Regions from separate parts of the Homo sapiens genome. Here region 2 is linked to region 1. A link is an interaction called in ENCODE POLR2A ChIA-PET data of the cell type or tissue named here. Cell type or tissue: Panc1. All regions are shown on one strand.

The links. ChIA-PET counts read pairs that join two places held together with the same protein. Peaks named below come from ENCODE experiments on the same cell type or tissue, not always from the same donor. Only the 100,000 strongest peaks of a DNase experiment are listed, where the experiment ranks them.
Region 2: POLR2A ChIA-PET joins it to region 1 with 11 read pairs; 3 of 35 experiments call an interaction of 5 or more read pairs at or near these places.

What each region holds. Positions count from the first base shown.
Region 1 is chr22:39,160,025-39,168,024 of GRCh38, reverse strand. No RefSeq gene overlaps it. Among named protein-coding and RNA genes, the nearest start is that of CBX7, 11 kb to the right of the region's middle. In Panc1, no CTCF peak of the experiment used is centred here; no DNase peak of the experiment used is centred here.
Region 2 is chr22:39,470,675-39,478,674 of GRCh38, reverse strand. All of the region lies in intron 1 of MGAT3 (beta-1,4-mannosyl-glycoprotein 4-beta-N-acetylglucosaminyltransferase), which reads right to left. MGAT3-AS1 (MGAT3 antisense RNA 1) reads left to right here and starts at 1,853. Exons shown (of 2, transcript NR_126469.1): 1 at 1,853-2,217; 2 at 2,736-2,868. RefSeq lists enhancers at 1-229, 3,867-4,796, 7,588-8,000 and a silencer at 4,962-5,319. In Panc1, no CTCF peak of the experiment used is centred here; no DNase peak of the experiment used is centred here.

The DNA.
Region 1 (8,000 bases):
CTCCCAGCATAATAATATTGTCCTTTTGGTTATAGCAATATCCAGTATTATATCATTAAGATTATGTCAGTTTGCTTCATAGCTGAGCCACATGGTATACTATGACTACTTTCACTTCTCAAAATTAACTGTATTTTTTCTGGGCTTTCTATTTGTCTTTTATTTTGCTTCATTTTATTTTATTTATTTTGAGACAGGGTCTCACTCTGTCACCAAGGCTGGAGCGCAGTAATGTGATCACAGCTCACTGCACCCTCAACCCCATGAGCTCAAGCCATCCTCCCACCTCAGCCTTCTGAGTAGCTGGGACTACAGGCACATACCACCACACCCAGCTAATTTTTGATATTTTGTAGAGACTAGGTCTCACTATGTTGCCCAGGCTGGTCTTGAACTCCTGTATACAGCAAGTCTTCCTCCTGCCTCAGCCTCCCAAAGTGCTGGGATTACAGGTGTGAGCCACTGTACCTGGCCTGCTTCATTTTTTAAAATGTGCTTATTACTAGTTTGATCGCAGACATCCTGCCAATTACCTAAGCCATCTCAATGCTTTTGGGCCCATCAGCTATTCCGTCAATTTCATCTTCCTGAAGGCAGCTCTCCCAGTGCCTCCTAAGTTGCTGTGGTTTGAACCGACTCTCCTCTGCACCCAGGCTATACCCGTTGTTCTGGAAATCTCCTTCAGTTCTCTCCTTTCCCCCTGGCTCTCATGACTTCTTTTTGTTGTTGTTGTTGCTTTGTTTTGTTTTTTTGAGACAGAGTCTCACTCTGTCACCCAGGCTGGAGTGCAGTGGCATGATCTTGGCTCACTGCAACCTTCATCTCCTGGATTGAATAAATTCTGTTGCCTCAGCCTCCCAAGTAGCTGAAATTACAGGTGCCTACCACCATGCCCGGCTAATTTTTGTATTTTTAGTAGAGACAGGGTTTTGCCATGTTGGCCAAGCTGGTCTCGAACTCCTGACCTCAGGTGATCCACCCACCTCAGCCTCCCAAAGTGCTGGGATTACAGGCATGAGCCACCACGCCCAGCCTCCCATGACTTCTTATTTGTTTTACTCCATCTTTTTGGTGGCAAAAATCCTGCAGTATCTTCCTGAGAAAGAGTGCATGGGCAATAAAATTTGGGAGACTTTGCGTGTCTGAAATGTTTTTGTGTCCCTCCTCATACTTCTTTGGTAGTTTGGTTAGGTATAGAATCCTAAGTTGAAATGATGTTTTTCCAGGAATGTGAAGGGATTCCTCTATCGTCCTCCTACTTCTACTGTCTCTATTGAGCAGTCTGAAGTCATTCTGGGTCATCATTTTTGTATATGACCCATTGGTTGTTTTTTTTTTTTTTTTTTTAACAGAATCTTGCATTGTCACCCAGGCTGGAGTGCAGTGACGTGATCTCGGCTCACTGCAACCTCCATCTCCTGGGTTAAAGCGATTCTCCTGCCTCAGCCTCCTGAGTAGCTGGGATTACAGGTGCATGACACCATGCCTGGCTAATTTTTCTATTTTTAGTAGAGAGGGGATTTCACCATGTCGGTCAGGCTGGTCTTGAACTCCTGACCTCGTGATCTGCCCACCTCAGCCTCCCAAAGTGCTGGGATTACAGGTGTGAGCCACTGCACTTTCTCAATCTAATAAAGGGTGTCTACACAAATCTATAGCCGACATCACAAATTCTGGTAAAAATCTGAGTGCTATCTCCCTAAGATCAAGAAGAAAGCAAGTATATTTACTTTCAATATTTCTATTCAACATTGTACTGAAGGTCTTAGCCAGTGCAATAAGGCAAGAAAAAGAAAGGCATACAGATTAGAAATAAATTAAAGCTGTCGTTATTCACAGACATTATCATCTATATAGAAAACTGAGACAGGCTCTGTGGCTCATACTAGTAATCCCAGCACTTTGGGAAGCTGAGACAGGCAGATCACTTGAGGTCAGGAGTTCGAGACTAGCCTGGCCAACATGGTGAAACCCTGTCTTTACTAAAAATACAAAAACTAGCTGGGCGTGGTGGCTTATGCCTGTAACCCCAGCTACTTGGGAGTCTGAGGCAGGAGAATCACTTTAATCCAGGAGGTGGAGGTTGCAGTGAGCCGAGATTGTGCCATTGCATTCCAGCCTGGGCAACAAGAGCAAAAACCTTTGTCTCAAAAAAAAAAAAAAAAAAAAAAGAAAGAAAGAAAAAAGAAAACTGGACCAGGTATCCTGGCTCATACCAGTAATCCCAGCACTTGGGAAGGCTGAGGCAGGCGGATCACCTGAGGTCAGGAGTTCAAGACCAATCTGGCCAACTTGATGAAACCCGGTCTCTACTAAAAATACAAAAAATTAGGTGGGCGTGGTGGCGCACACCTGTAATTCCAGCTACGAGGGAGGCTGAGGCAGGAGAATCACTTGAACCCAGGAGGCAGAGGTTACAGTGAGCCGAGATGGCACCACTGCACTCCAGCCTGGGCGACAGAGCAAGACTTCATCTCAAAAAAGAAAAAGAAAAAGAAAAACGAAAAAAAGAAAACTGAATGGAATTCACAAAAAAGCTAGTGGAACTAACAAGCGAGTTTTGCAGTGTTGTCAAATACAAGCCCAATATAAAGAAATACCATTGAGTTGTATAAGCTAGTCATGAACAATTAAAATAGAAAATTAGAAACACCACTTAACAATGGCCATGAAACACTTAGGGATAACCTGGTGAAGATGTGAAACTGCAGTTGTACCCCCAAACTGTAGAACATTGCTTATAGAAACTAAACAGAACCTAAATAATGAAGAGATAGAATGTTTTCATGGGTTGGAAAATTCAATATTGTTAAGATGTAAATTATTTCCAAATTGATCTATAGATGCAAAATAATCCCAATAAAAATATCAGTAGTCTTTTTTCTTTTTGGTAGAAATTGACAATGTGCCCTTTGCCCTTTATATGAAAGGGCAAAGGATCTAGAAAAGCCAAAAAAAAAAAAAAAAAAAAAAAAGAACAAAGTTACAAGACTTAGACTACCTGATTTTAAGACTTAATATAGGGCTGGGCATGGTGACTGATGCCTGTAATCCCAACACTTTAGGCGACCAAGGTGAGAGGATCGTTTGAGGCCTGTAGTTGGAGACCAGCCTGAGCAACATAGTGAGACCCCATTGCTACAATTTTTTTTTTTTTTAATTAGCCAGGCATGGTGGCACACACCTGTGGTCCCAGCTACGCAGGAGGCTGAGGGAGAAGGATCACTTGAGCCCAAGTGATCAAGGAACAGAATTGAGAGTTCAGAATTTAATCCATGCACATAAAAGCAACTGACTTTTGATAAATGTGTTAAGGCAATTCAGTAAGGAGAAGTACAGTCTTTCTAACAAAAGGTGCTGGAACAATCGATTAACCTTATGGAGAAAAAAATGAACCTTGACCCTCACCCCACATCATATATAAAATTAACCCAAAATGGATCCTATTCTGCAATGTGAGAGCTTTTGTTCTTCAAAAGACATCATTTAAAAAATTAAAAGGTGGCCAGATGCAGCGGCTCATGCCTATAATCCCAGCACTGTGAGAGGCCAAGGCAGGTGGATTGCTTGAGTTCAAGAGTTCGAGACCAGCCTGAGCAATAGTGCCAAACCCTATCTCTACAAAAAAAATGCAAAAATTAGCCGGGCATGGTGGTGTGCATCTATAGTCCCAGCTACTTAGGAGGCTGGGGTGGGAGAATTACTTGAGCCTGGGAGGTCAAGGGTACAGTCAGCCATGATCATGCCATGGCACTCCAGCATGGGTGACAGGGTGAGGCCCTAGCTCAAAAAAAAAGAAAGAAAGGAAAAGAAAAAAGAAAGAAAAAAATTAAAAGGCAAACCAGTCTTGGTGAAAATATTTATATAAAGAAATCTTTTTTTTTTTTTTTTTTTTTTTTTTTGAGACAGAGTCTTGCTCCGTTTGCCCAGGCTGGAGTGCAGTGGTGCCATCTTAGCTCACTACAACCTCTGCCTCCTGGGTTCAAGTGATTCTCATGTCTCAGCCTCTCAAGTAGCTGGGATTACAGGCACACACCACCATGCCCGGCTAATTTTTGTATTTTTAGTTGAGACGGGGTTTCACCATGTTGGTCAGGCTGGTCTCAAACTCCTAACCTCAAGTATCTGCCTGACTCGGCCTCCCAATGTGCTGGGATTACAGGTGTGAGCCACCATGACTGGCCAAAAATTCTTGTAACTCAAGACTAAGAAGATGATCTGATTTTTAAAATGGGCAAAATATTTGAAAACGCATTTCACCAAAGAGGATATATGAATGGCAAATAACTACTTGAAAGGGTCCTCAACATCATTAGCCATTAGAGAAATGCAAATTCTCTACATTCAGTCAGTATATGGGCAATAAATAGCTAAAATTGAAGATTGACAATATCAAGAGTTGGTGAGGATGTGGAGCAACTGGAACTCTCAAATAGTGTTGGTGGAAATGCAAAATAGCACAGCTACATTAGAAAACAGTTTGGAATTTTCTTTAAAAGTTACTATACATGGCCAGGTGCCATGGCTCACACCTGTAATCCCAGCACTTTGGGAGGCCGAGGCGGGTAGATCACCTGAGGTCAGGGGTTCAAGACCAGCCTGACCAACATGGAGAAACACTGCCTCTACTACAAATACAAAAATTAGCTGGGCGTGGTGGTGCGTGCCTGTAATCCCAGCTACTTGGGAGGCTGAGGCAGGAGAACTGCTTGAGCCCAGGAGGCGGAGGTTTCAGTGAGCCAAGATCACGCCACTGCCCTCCAGCCTGGGCAACAAGAGCAAGACTCCATCTCAAAAAAAAAAAAAAAAAAAAAGTTAAAGTTACCATACATAGGCCAGGCACAGTGGCTCATGCCTGTAATCCCAGCACTTTGAGAGGCCAAGGTGGGTGGATCACGAGGTCAGGAATTTGAGACCAGCCTAACCAACATAGTAAAACCCCATCTCTACTAAAAATACAAAAATTAGGCCGGGTGCGGTCGCTCACGCCTGTAATCCTAGTACTTTGGGAGGCCGAGGCAGGTGGATCACCTGAGGTCGGGAGCTCGAGACCAGCCTGGCCCACATGGCAAAACCCCATCTCTACTAAAAATACAAAAAAATTAACCAGGTGTGGTGGCAGATGCCTGTAATCCCAGCTACTCGGGAGGCTGAGACAGGAGAATCACTTGAACCCGGGAAGTGGAGGTTGCAGTAAGCCGAGATCACACTACTGCACTCCAGCCTGGGTGACAGAGTGAGACTGTCTAAAAAGAAGAAGAAGAAGAATTGTTCCACATTCTTGCCAGTGCTTGCAAGATTTTTTTTTTAACGGTCTCTCGCTGTCACCCAGGCTGGAGTGCAGTGGCGTGATCATATCTCACTGCAGCCTTGAACTCCTGGGCTCAAGTGATCCTCCCACCTCAGCCTCCTGAGTAGCTCAGAGTACAGGCATGCACCACCACACCTGGCTAATTTCTGATTTTTTTGTAGAGACAAGGGTCTTGCTATATTGCACAAGCTGATCTCGAACTCCTGGGCTCAAGCAATCCTCCCACCTCAGCCTCCCAGAGTATTGGGTTTACAGGCGTGAGCCACCACACCTAGCCTGCTTGCAATAATTTTTAAAACGGACTTTAACATTTTTGTTAATCAGTCGTATCTCATTGTGGGATTTTATTTGCGTTACTCATGAGCTTGAACAACTTTTCACAACTGTTGGCCACTGGTGATTCCTCTCTTTGCCTGTCCAAGTCTTTGCCACATTCTGCACTCCTGTATTTTGCTACAACTGATTGTCCATCTTCCCACTTGATTCACAGGAACTCTTTACATCACCTCCTTTGTCCATTTATGAGTGTTTTAAATATTTTTCTTTTCTGTTCACTTTATATATATTTTCTTCTTTTCTTTTCTTTTTTTTTTTGAGACGGAGTCTCACGTTGTCGCCCAGACTGGAGTGCAGTGGTGCCACCTCAGCTCACTACAACCTCTGCCTCCTGGGTTCAACCCTGCCTCAGCCTCCCGTGCAGCTAGAATTACAGGTGCCTGCCACCACGCCTGGCTAATTTTTGTAGTTTTTAGTAGAGATGGAGTTTTGTCATGTTGGCCAGGCTGGTTTGAACTCCTGACCTCAGGTGATCTGCCCGCCTCAGCCTCCCAAAGTGCTGGGATTACAGGTGTGAGCCACCGCGCCTGGCTCTTTTTGTTTTGTTGTTTGTTGGTTTGGAAATGGAATTTCACTCTTGTTGCCCAGGCTGGAGTACAGTGGTGCAATCTCGGCTCACTGCAACCTCCGCCTCCCAGGTTCAAGCGATTCTTCTGAGTACCTGGGATTACAGGCACCCACCACCACGGCCGGTAATTTTTTGTATTTTTAGTAGAAACGGGGTTTCACCATGTTGGCCAGTCTGGCCAGGCGGGTCTCGAACTCCTGAACTCAGGTGATCCACACACCTCAGCCTCCCAAAGTGCTGAGATTATAGGCATGAGCCACCGCTCCTGGCCTTGTTTTTTTAAGACAGGGTCTCACTCTGTCACCCAGGCTGGAGTGCAGTGGCACGATCTCAGCTCACTGCAACCTCCACCCCACAGGTTCAAGCGGTTCTCCTGCCTCAGCTTTTCAAGTCGCTGGCTGACTTTATATGTATTTTCATAAAGAAAGCTCATAGTTTTAATGGAGTCTAAGTTATCAATTGTTTCCTATATGAATTATGTTCCTGGTTTCTTGTTTAAGAAACGATTCCCTACTTCATGATCATAAAGATAAAGATATTTTAAAATATCATCTTCTAAAAGTTTCAGAATTTTGTCTTTCACATTTAGGATTTGAAGTCAGATGGAGTCAATTTTTGCCAGGCAGGAGGTCTAATGGTCTAATTTCCTGTATGAATAACTATCACCATTTATTGAAAAGTGTATCCTTTACCCAGTGACTGCAATTTTATTCTCTCTCTCTCCTTCTCTCTTTGACTAAGCTCTCATTGTCATTCCTTTTTTTCTATTTGTCTAGTCTTGAACAATAGGACATTGTTTTATTTGCTATAGCTTTATGTCTTGTTGTTGTTTTTTTTTGTTTGTTTTTTGTTTTAAACAGTCTCGCTCTGTCACCCAGGCTGGAGTGCAGTGGAGCCTGAACCTCCCAGGCTCAAGCGATCCTCCTACCTTAGCTTCTAGAATAGCTGGGATCATAGATAGCTACATGCCACCATGCCTGACTAAATTTTGTATTTTTAGCAGAGATGGAGTTTTGCCATGTTGGCCAGGCTGGTCTCGAAATCCTGACCTCAAGTGATCCTCCCGCCTTGGCCTCCCAAAGTGCTGGGATCACAGGTGTGAGCCACCGTGCCCGGCCAAAAAAATAAATTTAGATCTTCTTTAATGTCTTGCAATATAATTTTATGATTTTATTCCATAAGGGCCTTGCATATTTTCATTAGATTTATTCCCAGATATCTTACATATTTTTATTATAATATAAATAATATTTTACTTCATTTTCTAATTATTACTGGCATATGGAAACACAAAACACAATAGGTTTTTGTCTGTTGATATTTTATCCAACAATTTGCTAAATTTTCTTATTAATTATAATAAATATTCTGAAGATTTTTAAAATTTTCTACATAAAATCTGAAAATAATGATGGTCTTCTTTCTTTCTTTCTTTTTTGAGACAGAGTCTCACTCTGTAGCTCAGGCTGGAGTGTATTGGTGCGATCTTTGCTCACTGCAACCTCCGCCTCCCAGGTTCAAGCAATTCCCCTGCCTCAGCCTCCCGAATAGCTCGGACTACAGGTGCAAGCCACCACGCCCGACTAATTTTTGTATTTTTAGTAGAGACGGGATTTCACTATGTTGACCAGGCTGGTCTCAAACTCCTGACCTTGTGATCCGCCCACCTCAGCCTCCCAGAAGACTTCACCTATAAGCTATTGAAGGCCTCCTAAAGTGCTGGGATTACAGGCATGAGCCACCACGACTGGCTGATGGTCTTATTTCAAATCACTTCACCTTTCT
Region 2 (8,000 bases), 310 kb before region 1:
TCCCAGGTGCAGACTCACACTGACAGCTGTCGCTTGGTGAAGGGCGGCTCCTGTGGAGCTCTCCGTGGTCCTGAGCTTGCCCGTGCTGGCCAGAGTCCTAGCTCAGTCCCCAGGGTGCCCTTGGCTGGCCTCACCCTGGCCCCTGCCACCCACCTCCGTGGTTCAGACGGCTCATGTCTTAACAGCCGGTTCCCCTGTCCACCACCCTCTGGCCCCTTCTCCGCCTGCCCCTCAACACCTGATGTCTGGCGTCTTCAGCTGGGGGACAGCCACTGGGCACTCCTCCAACTGGGAGAAGGGGCCAGCTGTCACATGTCCAGCAGTAAAGCAGGCCCAACACCCAGTGGGCACTCAGGGCATCCCTGTAATGTCCATGAGGGGCATTTTGGAGGATGCCAGAAACAACCTCAGTCTCTACTTCTGGGCAGGAAGTAGCCCATCCACTGCCCCCAGCCCTGGTACACCTTGGGGTGGACCCGCACTACCTCTCCAGGAGTTAGTTCAACTGTACGAAAGGGCTTCGCGCTGAAGCCCGTCTCCCTGTGCTCACCTTCCACCCGGCCTGGTCCTGCCCCATGTGACCTAAGGGCTCTGCCACCTCCAAAAAGAAGGCAGGAGGCACATCTTTGCAGCAATCCCTGCCATGTACAGCAGCTCCTGGGGCACAAGGTAGGCCAGTGGCCACAATGGCCAGATCCGAACACTGCTTGTGGCCTTGGCAAGTCACTCTGCCTCCCCGTGCCTCAGTTTCCCCCTCCACGATACGGAGGTATAACCGTTTCTGTCTCACAGGGTTGTTGTGAGAGTTGAGTGAGTTAATCCCCGCAAAAAGCTAGGGACCATGCCTAAGCACACAACAGATGCTCAGGACACGCCGGCTCCACTGTTACTGGAAGTCTGGAGGATTTGGTTTGAATCCCAGTGCCATGACTTACTTGCTGTGTGCCCTTTGGCAAGTTACTTAGCTTCTCTGGTCCTCAGTCTTCTCCGATCTAAAAGAAAGATGTCACCCTCTGTTTTGCAGTCCTGTGGGAGACCTGGCTGAGCCACGGTGTCAAAGCATTCTGCATGGAGCCTGGCCATTGGCAGAGGTTCTATAAATGCATGGTTTTTTTTTTTTTTCTTTCCTTCCATTTGGGTTTCCCGCTGGACGACCAAATACAGATGACCCCCTGAATATGCCAGGCCTTGCTCCTGACCGGCTTTATTTCCTTTAAGAAAGGTAACAAAGACACCTTTGTTAAGGTACAAAAGGAGGTGGGCCAATTGCGGGGCTGCTTCACCCTGACTGGCACCCTCAGCCTGTAGGGCCTTTCTCAGTAACTCACCAGGCATTCAGGACCTAGGCCAGAATCTGCGGAATCCGGCCCAGCCGAGGCCTGCAGACTCCTCTCCTGGGTCCAGAGGGCCTGCAAGTAAGAATTTGGTCCAAGGCTTCACCCCAGGCCAGTGCCTCTGCATGTCCACTCCCACGGGCCGCCCATTCCAATCCCTTTGGGCTGCTAGAAGTTCTTCCTTCTGTTGACCTTCATCAGTTTCCCTGGAGCTTCTGCTACTGGTTCCTTCCCTGGGGTATGGCAGAGGGAGTCGGCATCTCAGGAGTCAGAAGACAGTGAGCACCTCCCCGGACTCTGAAACTAAATGCAGCTTGAGGTTTCAGGATCCCACATGGGGAGACAGGTAGAGGCGGTGGCTGCAGAACATGGCCGATCCTGGAGTCCCGGCGAGACTGAAGAAACAACTGCTGCTCTGCTGTCCTCCCCTCTCATCATCTGACTCACTCCTTTGACTGACAACCATCCACAGGGACGCCTACACAAAGTGGTCACTCTGCAGTCGACGTATCATCCCAGCTACTGGTGGTCATCGGGGACGCAGATATGTGTGTCTCCATTTTGCAGATGAGGACATGGAGGCCTCAAGAGGTTAAGTGACTTGCTCAGCCACACACAGCTGATGGGAATGAAACAGACGGAAACGGAGACTCCCCAAGCTGACAGGCGGACTACAGATCTGGGGGTTCTGCTCCAGGCTCAACACAAGTGGCCTGGGCGAGGGAGGGCCTGGTAGACCATGACACCCAGCATCGAGGAATTCTGCTTCCCCAGCAGGCTCAGAAGGAAGAAGTCTGCTTCAGGGGCCAGGCCTGGTCAAAGACTCCATCTTCCCTGGATGGCCAGAGTCAAATCCTTGCAAATCCCGTTCACCATGGAGCAGGTGAGACAGCTTCTGCTGTGCCCACCCATGGATGAAGAAACTAGGCCAACAGAGGAGAGACAGAGCTACAAGGGGAGCAGTTCTTAGATTAGGCAGGCAGGGTTCAGGAAAGACAGGGTGCCCAGGCCACCAGAATACCCACGAGAGTCTGGGCCTCATGGAGTCAGCCCCACTCTCTGCTGGCTCAGCTCCAGGGTGGAGGCCTTGCCAAAGGCTCAGCCCAAGACCCATCCCAAGAGCCCTTTCCATGGCAACCCCACCCCTCCCCCACCTCCAGTCCCTGTGCACCACTCTCTCCCCTCCAAACCCATCCCCATCAGCTGATCCCAGCTCCCTGCAGGCTGCCTGAGGACTTTCCCACGGAGTGGCCGGCAAGTGCCTGGGAAAGTTGGTTCCCAAAGCTGGGATCTACCCCTGCTAGGACTCCACCCCTCCTGCACTGGTCACTGGTCCATTCAGGACATCAGCTCCTCATCCCCAGAGGCTCATTCCATAATGTTTTTGTTTTTGTTTTTTAGAGACGAGACCTATGTTACCCAGGCTGTATGTGAATTCCTGGACTCAAGCAATCCTCCCATCTCAGCCTCGTGAGTAGTTGGGACAAGTCTCACACCACCATACCCAGCTTAATTTAATTTGAATTTTAATAGCTGCATGCTCTAGTGGTTCCTACGTTAGACTGTGCAGTTTAGACTGAACGGAGAGGGCAGGAGGCAGGGAGTCAACCGGGTCCATCGTGCCAGCACCGCTGGAGAGATGGGGCTGCACTGAGGGAGGACCCTCATGGGGACAGTCACAGAGCTGGAGCAAGGGAGCATCCCAGGGCGCCAAGCCTGAGAGACGGCCCGTGATGAAGGGGAGGGCCAGGGGCGGGGCAGTGGTGAGCTGATGCCAAGGTCTTGGCTGAGAGAGGCTCATAGAGCATTGGTTAACTACAGGAGGGAGGGATGCAGCTCTGGGGGGCTGCCTGACACCAGGGTGCAGGGGCATTAGGCAGGTGATTGGCAGAAGGAGACCTCGGGAGGGGAGGTGGGCTAAAGGTGGGCCTCAGGGCCCGATACACAGATGTACAGACACATCCCATGGACTGGTCCCATGGGCACTGAGGACAGCTCTTTCCCAGCCAGGTCCCTGGAACTCCCCTCCAGGTGCCCCAGGACCTGAGAGAGAGGTGGAGTGAAGGGGGAGAGAAAACAAAGCCCAGGGACTCGCCCCCAAAAAACACAATCAAGAAGATGCTCCCAGCTTTTCAATTTCAGACACTGAGCTCCTCGCAAGATTTTGTTGGAAGGAAAGCTTCTACAGTTAAAAAAAAAAAAAAAAAAAAAAGCCTGGCAAGCCCTGCTGTGAATTCATCCCTCACTCCACACCAGCAGGGAGATGGAGGCCCTGAGGAGGGGGTGATTGGTGAAGGCCGCACCACAAGCAGAACCCAGGCCTCTCTGACTCCAGGAAGGCAGGGGCGCTGGGCTGGGGCTTTTCCATCTCGGATCCTCAGTCCCCAGTCCAGGCAGAGAGGGACCTTATCAGGGAGCAGAGGGCGGATGTCCCAGCCGGGGCTAGTGGTGCATATGCACATTTCAGGAGGGCCCGAGGGCTCTGACTGCCTCTTACACACAAAGCCTGGAATGGAGAGATGTAAACTTGGCCTGGGGGAACAGGCCAGGCCAGAAGTGAGCAGTGGCTCCTGCCCGAAGCACCCAGAGCAAATATTCAGTGAATGTTTGGGATTAGCCAGAGGAATGAGTACTGCTGGTGGCATTTCAGGCACAGGGCTCTTTATCTCTCAGGGAGAGGAAAAGGGTCCCCTCTGCAGGGCCACACATGACCACAGACCTGCTGTGTGCAGAGCCAGGAGGCAGTGGGAGCCCGTGAGGGCTGGGCCAGTGTGCAGGGAAGGTGCTTGGGGCTGTGAGAGGGTTGGGGGTGATGTGAAGACTGTAGCACTACTGGCCTCGCTTCATTCCACCCCCACAGGCACACAGGGCCTCAAACTCGCAGCTGGCAAGTGACAGCAGCAGAGTCCACACCCACCTGCGGCCTTGGGGCTTCTCAGAGTTTCAGGGGCAAAGTCCAGGCTGCTGCCTTCAGCCTTGCCCAAGGCAAGGGTCCCTCTCACCCCCACTGCCATCAGGACCCCATGGGCCTGCCATTTTCAGGTCACAGGGCTCTCCAGCTCTGGTAGATGATCGGATTCGCTGCCCAGGAAAGCTGCATCTGCCCATCCTGCCAACCTCCTAAGCCCCTCACCAGCCTGAAACCATGTGAGCACCCCGGTGGCACACTGCAAGGCCAGGCTGAAATTATGTTTCCCAGAGCCCAGAGTTCCCTGCAAGGCCAAGGGTACCCAGGGCAGCCCTTCCCACCACTACCCAACTCCAACAGGAACGGGTCACCCTGGACAGTGCGCCGTGTCTGGGTCTCCTGCAGCTTAAAGGAGGCTCAAGGTCCAAAAAGTCAGGAAAACTCCAAGGTGAGGCCCAGACTCCAGGAGGCTCCGGAGGCCCTGGATCCTGACCCACACTGCAGAACCTTGCCCTGATCTACCCTGGAGCTGGCACTCCACATCCATCTGCCCCCTGCCCACACACCTCCATCCAGGCTGCCCTCCTCATCCATCCCCCCTCCTCCCCTTAACTTCCATCCCCCCACCCCCATTATTTTCCCCTAGCCCCGATCACCCGGAACTTGGAGACAAGCAAGCGAGGGGTCCCATGCCACCTGCACCACCTCCTTGGGGAGTTTGTTTGCTGCTGTCTGCCTGATCCTGGCCTCCAGCTAGCCTGGCCTGGCCACAGGCCCAGGGATCCCCAAGCCCCTGTGTCCACAGCTTCCCCTTGCCAGCCTGTAATCATGTAGGGGGTGCTATAGTCTGAAAAATGTGTCCCCCAACGTTCACATGTAGGAAATTTAATCCCCAGTGCAGTGGTGTTGAGGTGTGGACTTTAAGAGGTGATTAGGCCGTGAGGGCTCCACCCTCATGGAGGAATTTATGCTGCTATTGTAGGAGTGGGTTAGTTATTGTTCCTGATAACAGCATGGGCTCAAAGTGGGTTAGTTATCGTGTTCCTGATAACTGCATGCGGTCAGCCCTGCCCGTCTCCATGTGTGGATACTTCTGCCCTTCTGCCATGGGATGACGCAGCATGAGGGCCCTCGCCATATGCTAGCTCCTCGACCCTGGACTTCCCAGCCTCCAGATCCGTGAGAAAGTTCTGCTGTTTACAGACCACCCAGTCTCAGGTATTCTGTGGTAGCAGCACACACAGGACTAAGGAGGGGAATGAGAGGACAGCACATCTGAGGCCTCCCCGAGAGCCGCCCTCTGACGGGGCTGTGCTCAGTATCTTAGCTGTTCTCTAATCTCGTGTGGACATCCGCCTCCCACTGCTATTTCACAGAGGAGAAAACCGAAGTTCAGTGAGTCAAACTGACAAGCCCTGGCCCTCCCTGTGAGTGACATGCATCCAACCCTTCCCTGTGGCCCACACTCCCCAAGACTCCAGCCCGCATTGCAGCTGCCCGACCCCTGCCTGGGCCCCTCCCAGCCATTGCCGCCTCCTTCCCTCACCGGCCCATACCTGCCTTGAGGCACAGTGTCTAGTCCCCTCTGCCTGGCTTTCAAGGCTCTATGGCAGCAGTTTCCTCCCTAGAGGCTGAGCCCAGGTGTCAGTTAGATGACTGCAGGAGGAACTAACCTTGTCCCGCCAGATGCTGGCCCTGCCCTCCATCTGGGCTGGTTTCCTGGCTCCACCTCTTTCCAGCTAGGTCACCTCACCTCTCCAGCCTCAGTCTCCTCCTTTGTGAAACAGGTAACCAGGCAGCAGTGAGGGGCAGCCCCACCCTCCCAGAGCCACTCCTAGGTGCCAGGTGCTTGAGGAGGTAGGGACACTGTGGTTTTACAGGTGGAGAGCCTGTCAGGGCCAAGCGCTCAGTAAAAAGCAGGTCCATCTCTTGTGAGCCTCGCCTTGCTCCCTCTCTGTGTGGGAGGGTTCCCGAGAACTGCACCCCGACTCCCAGAGGGGCTACTGGACATTCTCAGTGGGACGAGGATAGGGAACCAAGGAACACTATATGCATGGAAGAGCTCAGAAATACACTCTCGGCACGGCGGGACCCCGAGTCTCTGACAAAGTACCGGGCAGGGACAGGGCGGGGGTCAGGGAGCCTGAACCCACACTGCCTCTCCTGCAAGGGGGCTCAGGAGTCCATAGCCTTTTGGAGGGAGTTGGGTCTCTCTGGGAGTGGGGGCAGAGGCTGGATTCTGCCCACAGGAGACGGCCAGACAGCTATTGTACTGCTGGCTCCAAGCCCAAGGGTCCACCCTTAGCAAGGCATTCATTCCTCAGTGTGCAGAACACCCCTCTTGAGGGTGAAGACAGAAATCACACCCTACCCTGGAAGGAGGCTGAGCCCAGAGCTTTGAGCATTCCTGCTGCCGGGGAGCTTTATACAAAAAGCCCCACCCTCCAATACCTCGCCCTCTAGGGACTCCTCCCTCTTCCTAGCCCTTGCCTTCCCTGGGGGGCTGCCCTCAGCCCAGCCTGCTCAGGAGTTCCCCCACGCTATCCCCTAAGCCTGGAGAGGAATTTCCTGTTTGCTTGTCTTGCTCAGGGTGGTGGCTGACCACAGAGAACAGTGCAATAGCATCCAGTGAAAGAATGAGTGAATGAGTACCGTGTCGCTCTGCCCCTCTGCCCCTGTGCCTCGTGTCTCTGTGTGTCAGATTGTGTGGCACCTGCCCTGGAGGGCTGCCGAAAGGCCCTCATGGGAAGAATAGAACCGATGCCCTGTGTGGTGTGGGGGACAGGGGGACTCCCAAGGGCACAGGGCCTTGCCATCTCTGCAGAGGAAGGCCGGCAAGGACTGATGGCCGGAAGGGCGGGGGTAGGAGTGGGGGCTGGGAGGGCGAAGGAAGGAGGAACGGAGAGGAGGTTGGAGTGGGGTGAGGGCAGTGGGAAGGGGCTGCTCAAGCCTGTAATTATTAATTGGGCAGATGATTAATTATTAACAAAGCTTCAGGTTAGAGGAAGGAAGGAACACAGCTTCTTCTAATTCATCAATAGGCCCCTGTTGCCAGCCCCTCCGCAAAGGCTTAAGAGCTTCCGTGCTTACGGGACCCACTGAGGCCAATGGGATAAATCCTCGAGACCCCCATACTTCGGGCTTTCAGCTCCCTACCCACCTCCCAGCCCACTCAGCCTTACAGGCCCGAACAAACTGCCCCAGACCATCTGGACAAGAGAAGGGAAGGAGCCAGCTCTGCCCTGCCCTGGCTTCCAAGGTCAGAATGCCCCTGCCCCCACCCCCAGGGCTCCCAGAGATGTGGTGCCTCCCAGGCAGAGGGGCAGCCAGAGCCTTTGGTCTGAGTGGGGGTGGCCATCGTCAGATAACAAAGGAGGCCCAGGAAAAGCCGGGCAGGAGGGGGCTGGGCTGAGTGCTTCTGCCTCTGTGAGAGGGCTCTCCTGGACCCTGGGCTGTCCTGGGTGCCCACCCCCAATCTCTCAGGAGTCAGCGTGGGGCGAGGGCTGCTTTGGGGCCATAGCTCTCTGGAGTCTAGACTCAAAAGGGGCTGGATTCAAATCCTGCCCTTTCCAAACCCTCCTCCGTGATCTTGGGCAGGTCACTGAATACCCTGGGCCTCGGTGCCTCTATCAGCAATGTGAGGCCATCCCAACCCCGAGGGGATTAAAACGGATAACATCCAGAGTCTTGACACAGGCCAGTCCTCTGAGCTGGGTGCGGCCTCACCACATGCCCGGCAGAGGGGCAGGAAAGCCTGC